Linked DNA regions of Homo sapiens: region 1 is linked to region 2. A link is a contact called in ENCODE Hi-C or POLR2A ChIA-PET data. All regions are on one chromosome and are shown on one strand. The core of a region is the stretch at or near the end of the contact, and the rest is flanking DNA. Distances in the headings are between cores, read along the strand shown.

Evidence for each region. Hi-C counts contacts between places; a loop is a spot of excess contacts on that map. ChIA-PET counts read pairs that join two places held with the same protein, here RNA polymerase II (POLR2A). Pooled maps may share reads with other maps.
Region 1: a loop to region 2 is called in a pooled map, with 2.2 times the contacts of the local background. The contact joins the promoter of CCDC146-AS1 here to the enhancer-like site in region 2. A Hi-C loop is called at or near these places in 1 of 50 pooled maps. POLR2A ChIA-PET finds 5 or more read pairs at or near these places in 2 of 52 experiments (PC-9 and WTC11).

The regions. Positions count from the first base shown.
Region 1 is chr7:77,243,921-77,250,148 of GRCh38, reverse strand. CCDC146-AS1 (CCDC146 antisense RNA 1) reads left to right here and starts at 1,441. Exons shown (of 2, transcript XR_007060387.1): 1 at 1,441-4,823. The region is part of intron 4 of CCDC146 (coiled-coil domain containing 146); the gene reads right to left. RefSeq lists a silencer at 2,794-2,843.
Region 2 is chr7:77,459,994-77,466,716 of GRCh38, reverse strand. It overlaps the pseudogene GCNT1P5. Among named protein-coding and RNA genes, the nearest start is that of GSAP, 47 kb to the right of the region's middle. RefSeq lists a silencer at 2,829-2,908. Within about 2 kb of position 2,921, at least 3 of the 41 ENCODE cell types and tissues checked have a DNase peak (open chromatin) inside an H3K27ac peak, as active enhancers do; they include PC-9, where a contact is called at or near this core.

The DNA of each region.
Region 1 (6,228 bases), core at 192-2,691, 220 kb after region 2:
CATGTGTAAGTGAAATGAATGACAGCAATGATACAAGGGATAGGAAGGAGGAATAGGACTATTTTGTTACTTAAAAAGTACTTGAAGTGGTATAGTGTTATTTGAAAATGGTCTTAAATTAGTTGTAAATGTATATTGCAAACTCCATGGCAACCACTTAAAGTAAAAAAAGATGTACAACTGATATACTAAGAAAGGAGAGAAAATGGAATTATATTAAATGCTTAGTTAAAACCACAAAAGGCATAAAAAGAGAGAACAAAAACAGGAATGAAGAACAAGCACAACAAATAGAGAACAGTGAAAATATGGCAGAAGATATTAACCCAACTACAACAGTAATCATTTTAAATGTCAGTTAAAAGATTGTCACAATGGATCCAAAAAGAAAAACAAACAAACAAAAACAAGACTCAAATTATATGCTGTGTTTGCCAATAATCCAGTTTAAATATAAAGACACATATATATTAAAAGTAAATGGATAGAGAAAGATATGCCATGCTAACATTAAAAAAAGATGAGTCACTAAATTAATTTCAGACAGAACGAACTTCAGAGCAAGAAAAAGTTATCAGAGACAAAGAGGGGCATTATATAATGATAAAAGAGTCAATCCTCTGAGAAGACCTAATGAATTCTTTTTTTTTTTTTTTTTTTTTGAGACAGAGTCTCAATCTGTCGCCAGGCTGGAGTGCAGTGGTGCGATCTCGGCTCACTGCAACCTCCGCCTCCTGGGTTCAAGAGAATCTCCTGCCTCAGCCTCCCGAGTAGCTGGGACTACAGGTGTGCACCACCACGCCCAGCTAATTTTTGTATTTTTAGTAGAGACAGGGTTTCACCATGTTGGCCAGGATGGTCTTGATCTCGACTTCGTGATCTGACTGCCTCAGCCTTTCAAAGTGCTGGGATTACAGGTGACAGCCACAGCGCCCGGCCAGTGGATTCTTAATATATTTGCACCTAACAACAGAACATCAAAATACATGAGGCAAAACTGATAGAAGTGCAAGGAGAAGTAGATGAATCCACTCTCACAGCTGGAGACTTCAACATCCCTCTATCAAAAGTGCACAGATCCAGAAGTCAGAAGATCAGTTAAGGACATAGTCAAACTCAATAATCCCATCAATCAATTGGATATACTTGGCATCTATAGAAAGAAATGTCAGTTTTTCTAAAAGCCAGTCATCATTGTAAATTGAGATTAACAAACAAAAGAAATAAAAACATTAGAAAGTACAGACAGTGAATGGGAACATATGGTTTTGTTCACTTATTCATGAGAAAATACAAAAAAAGTTTATATTTTTATTTTAACTAATAAGATGAGAGGACACGATGCTAGAATGACATTTTGGAAATTGCTTCAAATAGCTTGAATGTTCTAAACAAAATGAGTTCGATATAATTGCGTGTTTCTTCCAATAACCGTATTTTGAACTGTTTTATTGACCAGATTTCCTGAAGAAATCTAGAGAAATATTTTTCATTTTTCTTGCTATTCTTTATTTAATGACTAACTATTAAGTGCCAAAGAAGTCATATGATTTCCCGATATGGAAAGATTTTAAAGTTTGTATTGATCACACTTGGAAAATCATATGAAATAAATGAATACACAGACAATTATGTCCACTGGTTATAACAAATAACCAGATCCCACTAGTCCATAGATCTAGGAACATGAGCTAAAAGCACATGCACACCAGGTTTTCTCATTTGTATACATTTAAGGGATACAAGTGCAGTTTTGTTACATGGATATATTGCAGTGTGGTGACGTCAGGGCTTTTGGTACAACCATCACTCAAATTATATACATGTATACCCATTAAGTCATTTCTCATCCTTCACCCTCCTTCTGTCCTCCCACCCTTCTAAGTCTCCAGTATCTACTAGTCCACACTCTACGTCCACGTGTACACATTACTTAGCTCCCACTTATGAGAACATGTGGTATTTGGCTTTCTGTTTGTGAGTTTTTTTCACTTAAGATAACGGCCTTCAGTTCCATCCATATTACTGCAAAATACATGATTTCATTTTATGACTGAATAGTATTCCATTGTATATATATGTCACATTTTCTTTATCCAATCTCTTGACAGACACTTAGGTTGATGCCTTATCTTTGCTATTGTGAATAGTGTTGCAATAAACATATGAGCGCAGGTATCTTTTGGATATGATTTCTTTTTCTTGGGTATATAGCCAATAGTAGGATTGCCAGATGGATTAGTAGTTCTATTTTTAGTTCTTTGAGAAATATCCATGCTGTTTTCCATAGAGCTTGTACCAATCACATTCCTAGCAACAATGTATAAGTGTTCCCTTTACTCAGCACTCCGCCAACATCTTATTTTTTATCTTTTTAATAATAGCTATTCTGACTGGTATAAAATGATATATCATTGTGGTTTTAATTTGCATTTCTCTGATTAGTGATGAACTTTTTTCATTTGATTCTTAGCCATTTGTCTGCTTTTGAAAAATGTCTATTTATGTCCTTTGCCTACTTTTTAATGGGATTATGTTATTTTTGACATTTTATTTGCAATAATGTAGATGAATTTTGTAATACATGTGTCACATTGAATTTAATATAGATTAGTTGTCTAGACCACAAATTGAAGCTGAGTTTAGATCTTTAAATAGTTATGCCTTTGCTTTTAGAGCTTGCATATACATTAGTGGTATTTTACTTCCCAGGTATTGATCCTACACCTCGGGCATGCTGCCACCAGGGGGTAGTAGTGTGCTACTATCTTTCGGTTGTAAAGGCAACCTGAGTATTTCTGAGTTTCAAAATGGTGACAGCAAGCTCTTTCACAAGATGTGACTTATGGTCTTTCCTTTAAGTATATTTTTATGTTTAAACAAACATAAAATGACTAATTCTTTAGGACATTTAAAACTTACATTTCTATGATACATTTTTCTTTTTTTATTAGGAAATACTGACTTATTTCCTCTAAAAGGAATGTATTTTTCTATTTTTAAAGATTATAATCCTACTCCATCACACATGGTTGATCATTTTTATTTTCCCTGTTATCTTTTAATAAACTTATTTTAAATGTATATGTGTGGTTGAATCCATTTTTACCTAACATTTAATTAAAATATTTTCCTAAGTTGCTAAACAGACTTTATAATAATAGCTATTTACAAGGTTTTCTACTGGGTAGATATACCATAATAAAATAATCTTAAGTATTATTTATCATATACTGAACATACTGTGTGCCAGGTGCTTTAAATTTATCATATCTAAAATTCACAACCTTGCTAAGTAGGAATTGTGATTTTTGTTGTACAAATGAAGAAACTGAGGAGTTAAGCAACTTTTCCAAAGTCACACAGTCAAAGCTAAACTGACACACAAATACCGCTCTGACTACAGAGGTTCAGTAACAAGGTATTTCTGGAATGCATTATTTAAATATTCCACATTTTTTGAGAATTCAGATTGCTTCCAATTTTTCACTTTCATAAATATCAATATCTTTATGCATTATATCTTTTTCTCTCCTTTTGGGTTATCACTTTTGCATGGGATTACTGGGGCAAAAACATGTTTCTGTTTCTATGCCTCCTGGTATGTATTAACTCCTAACCTTTCAAACTTGCATTAAAACTTAAATCTGACATTTTTCAGCTTTCCTGACTAAGGGGTGCTTCAACATCAAAGCTCCTTAGGATTTACTTCCTTTCTAAAGCAACGTCAAAAGGCTTTTGGTTTTAAGGATCTATGGGTGAAGAGATAATGCAGGAAGCCCGATATGCTGACATGTGTGAGAGGCATCATTCACCACAGAAGTAGAAACAGCATGGATGGGTGAAAGTTGCAAGAAGGTAGGTTTATAAACAAATCCAACAACCATTTAAGTGTAGGAGCATTTCCAAAGTTGGCGTGAGCCTCTGTGGGAGGCTGAGAGCTTCCTGTCACTGGAAGTGTTTATGCATAGACTGAATGATCACTGAGAGGAGACTCTGGTGACTGACCAGTCAGGGCTGAGAACCACCTTTGGAACCCACGGTCCTCTAACTATAATGTGAGTCAGAGTCACATAAGCAAATGTCACTTTGGGTGGGGGCGGTGGGCTGGGGCAAAAATCATAATCATTACTTTTTGGATGGGATCTTCCTTTCAAACAAGTGTCTCAGGTGCTTCTTTTTGAGTAATGAGAAACACATTCAGAGAAACCTGTTCTAACTAAGTTAGTTCTTTTAAGATATTTGTTGCCACAGAAGAGCAAACTTTTTTTTTTTTTTAAGTTAAGGTAAAATCTGTTCTAGCTATGAGTTTTTCCTTGTGACTACTCCTGAGTACCTACATGCCTCTTCTGTCACATTCTAATTTTCTGGAATTCCAGATGTGTTGCTAAGATCATTCCTCCTTTCCTTTGTTACCAGATCTGTTGTTTCTTGGTTCCAACTTTGCTATCAGCACTGGACCAAGAATGGAAAACAACTAATAAACCCTGAATGTGCAACAAGGACCACAGGAACCAGCCACGGGAGAGTAGACAGTCACCAAGGTCAGGGTCACGTCAGGACAGCCCTGCACGTGTGCGGCCTGAGTGTTCCCACTCTCCGGGTTCACAGTGCAACAGACAGTGCCAGCTCACCACAGCCTTGTTTCCCCCAACTGACCAAGACTGGTCAGAATGTGTCAGATTTTGCATGAAAGACGCAACGTATTTGCTGTAAAATTTTAGGAATTACTAGAAAACAGGGAAGCCCCAAAAGGTAACACAATCAAGGCAAGGCAAAGGTTGAAGAGAGTACTGAAAAATCTTTTCAAACTGTTTAGAGAGGTAAGTACTCCTGTTTTGTTTCAAAAAGTAAGCTCAACTGTATTTAATTACTTTATTATGGATTTACAATGTATTAATTTAACTTTAAATAGATTACATATTATTTCCTGAACTGCATACTTATCAAGTCATAAATATTAATCCAGAAACAGAAACTACTGCAACATAGATTTAATTACTAACCAACCAACCAACCAGATAATTAGATTTATTAACATTAAAAGATTTATGTTATGTGAACATACACAAAAAAATTGACAAAATTACACAGTAAAATCCTTTCTCTAGAGTATTTGAAAAATAAGTTGTTCTTAGTAGTTGCCAATGATTCAGAAGTTCCTGAAGATATTGGGGTGGAGGAGTGCTAGTTATTTGGGCTTCTATTATCTAGAAACTCAATAAGAGTTTGTTGTGCTGGTCTGACAAATATCATCTGTATATGTGGATGAATAGTTTTCTCTCATTAGCTTCATCTCTTTATTTTTATGTGGGGATGGAAATATCTACTTTTTCCAGGGGAAGGAGGTCAGTGGGAGGGTGTGGAGGGAATTGGTTTCTGTGTCATGTGCAGTCATGTGCTGCTTAACAATGGGAATATATTCTGAGAGACGCGTCGTTAGGCAACTTCATCATTGTGTGAACATCACGGAGTGCACTTACACAAACCTATGTGGTGTAGCCTACTACACATCTAGGCTATGTGGTAAAGCCTACTGCACCTAGGCTATAGACCTGCATAGCAGGTTACCGGACTGAGTACTGTAGGCAATTGTAACACAATAAGTGTTTGTGTATCTAAACAAAGAATACACACAGTAAAAATATGGCATAAAAGATAAAAAATGGTACACCTGTCTAGGGCACTTACCATGAACGGAGGTTGCAGGACTGGAAGTTGCTCAGGGTGAGTCAGTGGGTGAGTGAGTGAGTGGTGAGTGAATGTGAAGACCTAGGACATTACTTACACTACTGTAGACCTTATAAACACTGTACACTTAGGCTACATTTATAAAAAATATTTTTCTTTGATAATAAATTTACTGTAACTTTTTTACTTTACAAAATTTACTTTTTTCAGCTTTTGACTCATAACACAGCTTAAAATACAAACACATTGTAGAGCTGTGTAAAAATATTTTCTTCCTTTGTATTCTTATTATGTAAGGTTTTTAATTAAATTTCTTTTTACTTTTACATTTTTGTTAAAAACAAAGACATACAGGAGTTCAAGACCACCCTGGCCAAGATGGTGAAATCCCGTCTCTACTAAAAATACAAAAATTAGCTGGGCATGGTGGTGGGCATCTGTAATCCCAGCTACTCAGGAGGCTGAGGCAGAGAATTGCTTGAACCCAGCAAGTGGAGGTTGCAGTGAGCCAAAATTGCACTACTGCACTCCAGCCTG
Region 2 (6,723 bases), core at 1,672-4,171:
TCTGGAGTTCAGACAGATCAGTCTTCTGAAAGTGACCTGGAGTCACTTTCTTCCTTTCTTAGAATTTGTTCCTTCATTTGTGAAGTGCAGTAATACATGTCTGACAGAGCTATTGTGAAAATGAGGAAACATGCAAAACATATTGCAGGTGCACAAATGTCAGTTCCCTTCCCTTATTGACGAGGAGTTGCCACCACTTTAATGAAAGGGATTTTTAGTGTGACTAGGACTCAAAAGGTAAGTTTTTCTTTAATGAATAGCCTGATTCTTGGACAATAATGGCTCAGCCACAAGAGCTTGAGTAATTGTTTTATAACTTAGACTTCCCTTGGCATGAGGACCCCACCCAGCCCATATGAAAATGAATACCATTAAGCAGCCAAATCTTTCTCCATTTTAATTGAATATTGTGTGTTGAGACCAAGATTCTCAATAAGTCCAAGGACTCTTGTATGTCATGTCCTTAGCATGATAATCTCCCCACTTCTTTTTACAGTCCATACTGATGGAAGAAGATGAGACAGGGAATGTTCCTATTTGGGGCTCCACTGAAAGCCTCTGGTGCAATTTCCTGTAAGGCCTCCACTTTCCCTTTGCTGGAAATTTTTAATAATTAAAGTAATATCATAATTAGAACTTCCAAAATCACAAATTAGAAGTGGCTGGGCTTTAGACCCCCTTGAGTCAAGGCAAGATAGAACAACTCAGCTTAGACATCTGATTGATTACCCATTACCCCCATTCAGTTATTAAAATGGGATCTCTAAGTCTATGAGCAACAAGACATGGTCAGCTTAGTCTCACTGCTATTTACAAGAAAAAAATCTTCCAAATTATTTATGGTTTAACTCTTTTGATCAATTCAGGTTACGTCCTCACACAACCTCCAAACTCTTTTAATTCAAACTTGATGGATGAATTGCTTGAATGTATTTTCCCATGGGTATACTAAATAGAGGTATTATTGTCAAAATTTATAGAAAATACAGTATAATTTTTATATTTTTTATAGTATAATTTTATAAAGTTAGTATGATTACTAACTTTATATAAAAAAAGAATTCCTTCTCTAGGAGGAATTCTCCGCCTTAACTAAATTGGTTATAAGATCCTGGAAAAGAAGGCAGGGATGCTTGGGAAGACCTCTGTCCCAGATTCTAGGGCAGTTACCAATAAGTTTTGTCACACTGGTTGCATCAGAAAATTCTCTAGTCTTCACTTTCTCAATATTAGGGAGTTGAGCAAAGTAATCTCCAGGAGTTCTCCTGTAAATGCAAATTACAGGAACTCATCTATTATATAAACCAAGGCCCAAATTTCTGTCTTGGAAATTCTGAATCTCTCCTTATGAAGTTGTTAGTGGAGTGAGGAATTTCCCAAACTCTATTTCTCATCATTTCTTAGTTTTACCATTAAGTGCCACTGGTAATAGACTTATAAATATTTATTATGACAACAGTAATTTAGCATTAAAGTCAAGGCATATGGAGAAAACAAAAGGTTCAAGTTAAAAGCATGCCTAAATATGTCTCATTTAATGAACTTAATAGACTTGCAGAAGTTTCCCACTAATGTAGTATTGTTTACAACTTATCTCCATAACGTCTATTGAGTTATGCCTTTCCCATTTGATTCAAACTTAGGCAAATTGACATTTGTGAGTACATTTTACTTCCAATCACACCTATCATAGTACATAACTCAAGTCCTAAATTTGAATTAATATTGCGTTAAAATTCCTTGCCTTCTTCTGATACGCTTAAGAAAGATGATGATACTACTCAACTACATTTTTGGACACTTAGGATAACTCTTACTATTTAAAAACAAAACTGAGAACTGAAATTCTACTAACCAGAAGAATTGACTGTAAAAGTGACTCGCCCAATTTGGTGGTCACCCTAGTTTTTAAAAATGAGGTTTGAATGGAAAATTGTAAAAGCAAAAGACTATTAATAATGGCAGGAGGTGGGTGTATGAACAGGTGTAGTAGATTATGGTGCAGATATGTGAAATTGCTGTAATTTTAAAGAACCACATCCCCATTTTTTTGTTACCTTCTTAACAAATGGTGGTTTTATGATTCAGAAAAAGATATGCTAAATATTGAGACGAGACTATCAGAATATTTTGCTTTCAAGAGGGTGGGAAGAGTTCAACTTAAAATGTTAGGACTCAAAAATAAAAATGAGTATTATTTGTTTGAATCTGAATTTTACTGCAGTGAAGGAGATTAAACATTTTCACAAGCATTTATAATGACCATGACCAGAAAGACCTGGCCATTGTGATTTCTTACCTGAGTTTCTGCACCAGCTTGCTAACTGGTTTCCCTGTTTCCAATATTGATTCTCTATTCTGCCAACAAATTGACCTTCTAAAACACAAATCTGATCATGACCTTCTTCTGTTAAAACACCTTTAGTGAATTCCCACTGCCTTCAGAACAAAATTCAAATCTTTAGCATGACATAAAGGGTTCTTCATCATCTGACATCTGCCCTTCTGTTTAGCCTTATCTGCCAGCATGCTTCCTCGCTTCAATATAACTTTTTTTTTTTTTGAGACGGAGTCTTACTCTGTTGCCCAGGCTGGAGGGCAATGGCGTGATCTCGGCTCACTGCAACCTCCTGGGTTCAAGCGAGTCTTGTGCCTTAGCCTCCCAAGTAGCTGAGACTACAGGCATTCACCACCATGCCTGGCTAATTTTTGTATTTTTTAGTAGAGACAAGGTTTCACTATGTTGCCCAGGCTGGTCTCAAACTTCTGACCTTAGGTGATCCGCCTGCCTTGGCCTCCCAAAGTGCTGGGATTACAGGCGTGAGTCATTGTGCCAGCCCAATATAAGTTCTTGGTCATGCTGAACCAATTTTACTTCCCCATACTCACCTCGCTTTGTCATCACACTTTCATAACTCTGCAGATACTGCCCCTCTTTCTTGGACTGACTTTCCTCACTTCATGTGGGAAACTCTTATTCATCCTTTACTCAGCGACCATCTCCTTTCTTGATTTGTACCCACTCCTCCGGTTTGGTGTTAGCCCATTATGCCTGTTGCGTATTCTGATGCATACACCATTGCATACTTCGTCTTACTCTAAATCTTAACTTCTTCACTGCTCTGTAATGCAATTGTCTGTCTTTCTCTAGACTGAGACCTTCTAGAGGAAAGATCTGCGTCTTCTTTATCTTTTTCCCTCAGCACTTATTATAATGCCTGGCACGCAGTAGGCATTCTGTAAATGTATGCTAAAATAATCAATGCATAAATAGTCCAGAAAAGTTCAACATGGACTAACTTTAAAATGAGATTAATTATGACAATTGTTAGTTCAAATTTTTTTAATTAAAAAATTCTTTACTATTAAATCAAGCCAATTTAAGCTTTCTGGGATGATATACAGAGACACACTACACAGCACAATGGTATAGCAGAAAAGAAATTATTTACAAGGATTGTTTAGAGTAAAATCAAATCTCTATTTTAACAAATATATGAGATAAACTATATCTTTATGATTATTTTTTGCTGTAAATGTATTCATACCAGGACAATTGTCACATTTAAAATTCTCTAAATAATTTTGGCACAGGTGAAATCTTCTAACGTTGTTAAGTCCCTAAGCTCTTTTTCTTTCTTTTCTTTTTTTTTGGAGACAGAGTTTTTGCTCTTGTTGCCCAGGCTGGAGTGCAATGGTGCAATCCCGGCTCACCACAACCTCCACCTCCTGGGTTCAAGCGATTCTCCTGCCTCAGCCTCCTGAGTAGCTGGGATTACAGGCATGCGCCTCCACGCCCGGCTAATTTTGTATTTTTAGTTGAGACGGGGTTTCTCCATGTTGGTCAGGCTGGTCTTGAACTCCCAAACTCAGGTGATCTGCCCACCTCAGCCTCCCAAAGTGGTAGGATTACAGGCGTGAGCCACTGCACCTGGCGTTTTCTTTTCTTTTTTTAGACAGGGTCTCTGTCACCCAGGCTGGAGTGCCATGGCATGATTACTGCTCACTGGGGGCTCAACCTGCTGGTCTGAAGCAATCCTCCCATCTCAGCCTCCTGAGTAGCTGGGACTACAGGCACACATCACCATGACCAGTTAATTTTTTACAAATTTTTTTGTAGACACAGGGTTTCCCTGTGTTGCCCAGGCTGGCAACTAGAACTCCTGGGCTCAAGCAATCCTCCTGCCTGAGCCTTCCAAAGTTCTGGGATTACCAGGGTGAGACACTGCATCCAGCCCCTGAGCTCTTTCGACAGGCTGATTGTTTTGTGTCAGCCTCTTCTCCAGCCGCCTCAGCCCATTCTCTTCAGAATGACTTGCTACCGGCCCTGGCTTCACAGCTACTTTTATTATACTTCCCCCTCACTTTAACTCTAGATGAAAGTTTAATGCTCCAACCTTTCTAGCCAACTGTGCTCTGCAGAAACCAGGCAGCTTTTCTGACACAAAGACTTAGAGTCCTTGCTCCAAAGAGGGCCCTGTACAATTTTCCTGGTGCTTATTGACAAATAAGAGGAACCAGATAGTGTCAATTTTGCGCATTCTTCTTCTTATTACTAAAATTGCCTATAGTGGCCAGTGTTTTAAAGTCTCCAAAGTATGTCTCAGATGCTCATCTAAACACTGGATGGCAAAGAGGTCACCACCCGTGTCAGGCTTATTGGCAAACAAATGGTGCTTGCACAGTGTCCAGTTCAAGGTGCCAGCTCCGAAAAGGCACACTGAGCGCACATGGGCCCTACTGCAGGTGGGTAAAGAGTGCTTCAAAGTGCTGCCACCTGACAAACCTAGAAGCTGCATGCATGTCAGAAGAGTCATACTTACGGCTTAAGGAGAGTGAGCTGGGGACTTCGGGAATCCTTTGAACAGTGGCCTAGAGATACTTGCTGTATGTGTCTTGGGCCTACTCCATAAACTTTTAAATTTTTTTCATTCTCTAGCATATACCCCACGTCCTCCCTACTGACCACAAAATAGGCACTGCCTGAAAAAAGAGATGTTTCGAGTGGAGGACACATTTTGACAGTCCCCATGTTTGTCAGCTTTCCACTAATAACTGCATGCCCTCTTTTCCACTTTTCTTCCTTATTGACTAGCATCGTCTCAGTTTCCAGGTTGTTTCCACCCATTAATGACTTGAGCTTCCTGAAAATTTCCAGGTTGGTTTGAATAGCAAAATCCATACCATAAAGATTCATCAAGTACCCTAGTCTGTACTCATTGTGTAGAGGTCCTTCATGCAGTTGAGGTCAGCCTGAACCACTCCACAGGAATGCAAAAACCACACCCTCAGCCCCTCAAGGCTTCTGTCAGGCAGAAGCAGCACAGTAGGGCACCTTCTTGCACCTCCAGGGCCAGACTTTCACTCCAGCACTTTCTCTCCATGCAGAGTAAAGCACGGGTACGGTAATGGGTGCCAGATGTCACCTGGAATCAGAACACTAAATGATCCAGACTTTCCTTAATTCTAAATGTGCTGTTCTTTATTTTAATATACCTTTGCACTTCTGATACATGCAAACTGACAACCTTCAAGGCCATGAAGGAGGAACATCTGTTGGTGCTTGAAGCCTAGAAGACTGCCCTTAACAACAACAACAGAAGTCCCTGATTGTTGTTTGAAATGCTGAGGAAGTTGCTGTGGAGGAGACTTTTTTTCTTTTTTCTTTCTTTTTTTTTTTTTTGAGACGAAGTCTCACTCTGTCGTCCAGGCTGGAGTGCAGCGGCGCGATCTTGGCTCACTGCAACCTCTGCCTCTCTGGTTCAAGCGCCACGCTTGGCTAATTTTTGTGTTTTTAGTAGAGACGGGGTTTCACTATGTTGACCATGCTGGTCTCGAACTTCTGACCTCAGGTGATCCACTTGCCTCAGCCTCCCCAAATGTTGGGATGACAGGTGTGAGCCACCGTGCTCGGCCAGGATAGATTTTATTTTCTAAGCTCCGGAGCTTTTGATATGCCTTTGGAGAAGTTCACACCAATTCCAAACAGGTTAAAAATGTTATACAAAGTTAGTGCATGTAATAAGTTCTAAATAAATTTGAATGTTATATAAGGTTCAATATATGTAATATTGTATTGAACAATACAATTAGAAGTAGATGATTTTTATTTATAGGAAATCATTTTACTGCATTGATTATTGTAGATTTATCTAGGAGAATGTTGGCAAAGGTCACATTAGTAACTGAAATCTAAAAGACTCCAAAGCCTAAATTAAGATAATGACTTACGTTTTCTTATTGCAACTTTTTGATCAAACCGGTTGCAATGCTTCTCTTCCTGTTCTTCCTGCCCTCTGGTGGAGGTGCTAACCATCAGGCCAGGAGATAAGCAAGAGCCATAAAAGAGAATAGTGAAAAAGATCAAGGTAAGCCTAAATGGCAAGCCACTCCTGAATAATTGAAGAGCCACTGTTTACCTAGAACAAACCTCTGTTCCTTGTTTTTTCCAACGTTAAATAGGGACAACAATATTTACCATAATTCCCAATATTTACTATTATTCCCAAGCTGGTACCTTTCCATAGGTACTGCTTTCTACCTTTGGTCTTGCAGACCTGGCTAATTCCCACACAAAGGAAACCATTCTCCTACTGTGGCCTCTTCTATGCCTGGAAAAGACTGCAGGTTGGTACAGTATAAAAAGCAGTGGACTCCATCGTGTTGGGTGTTTAGGTCGCCATTCCATCACTTGACTCTTCAGAGTCCTTTCGATCCTATTCC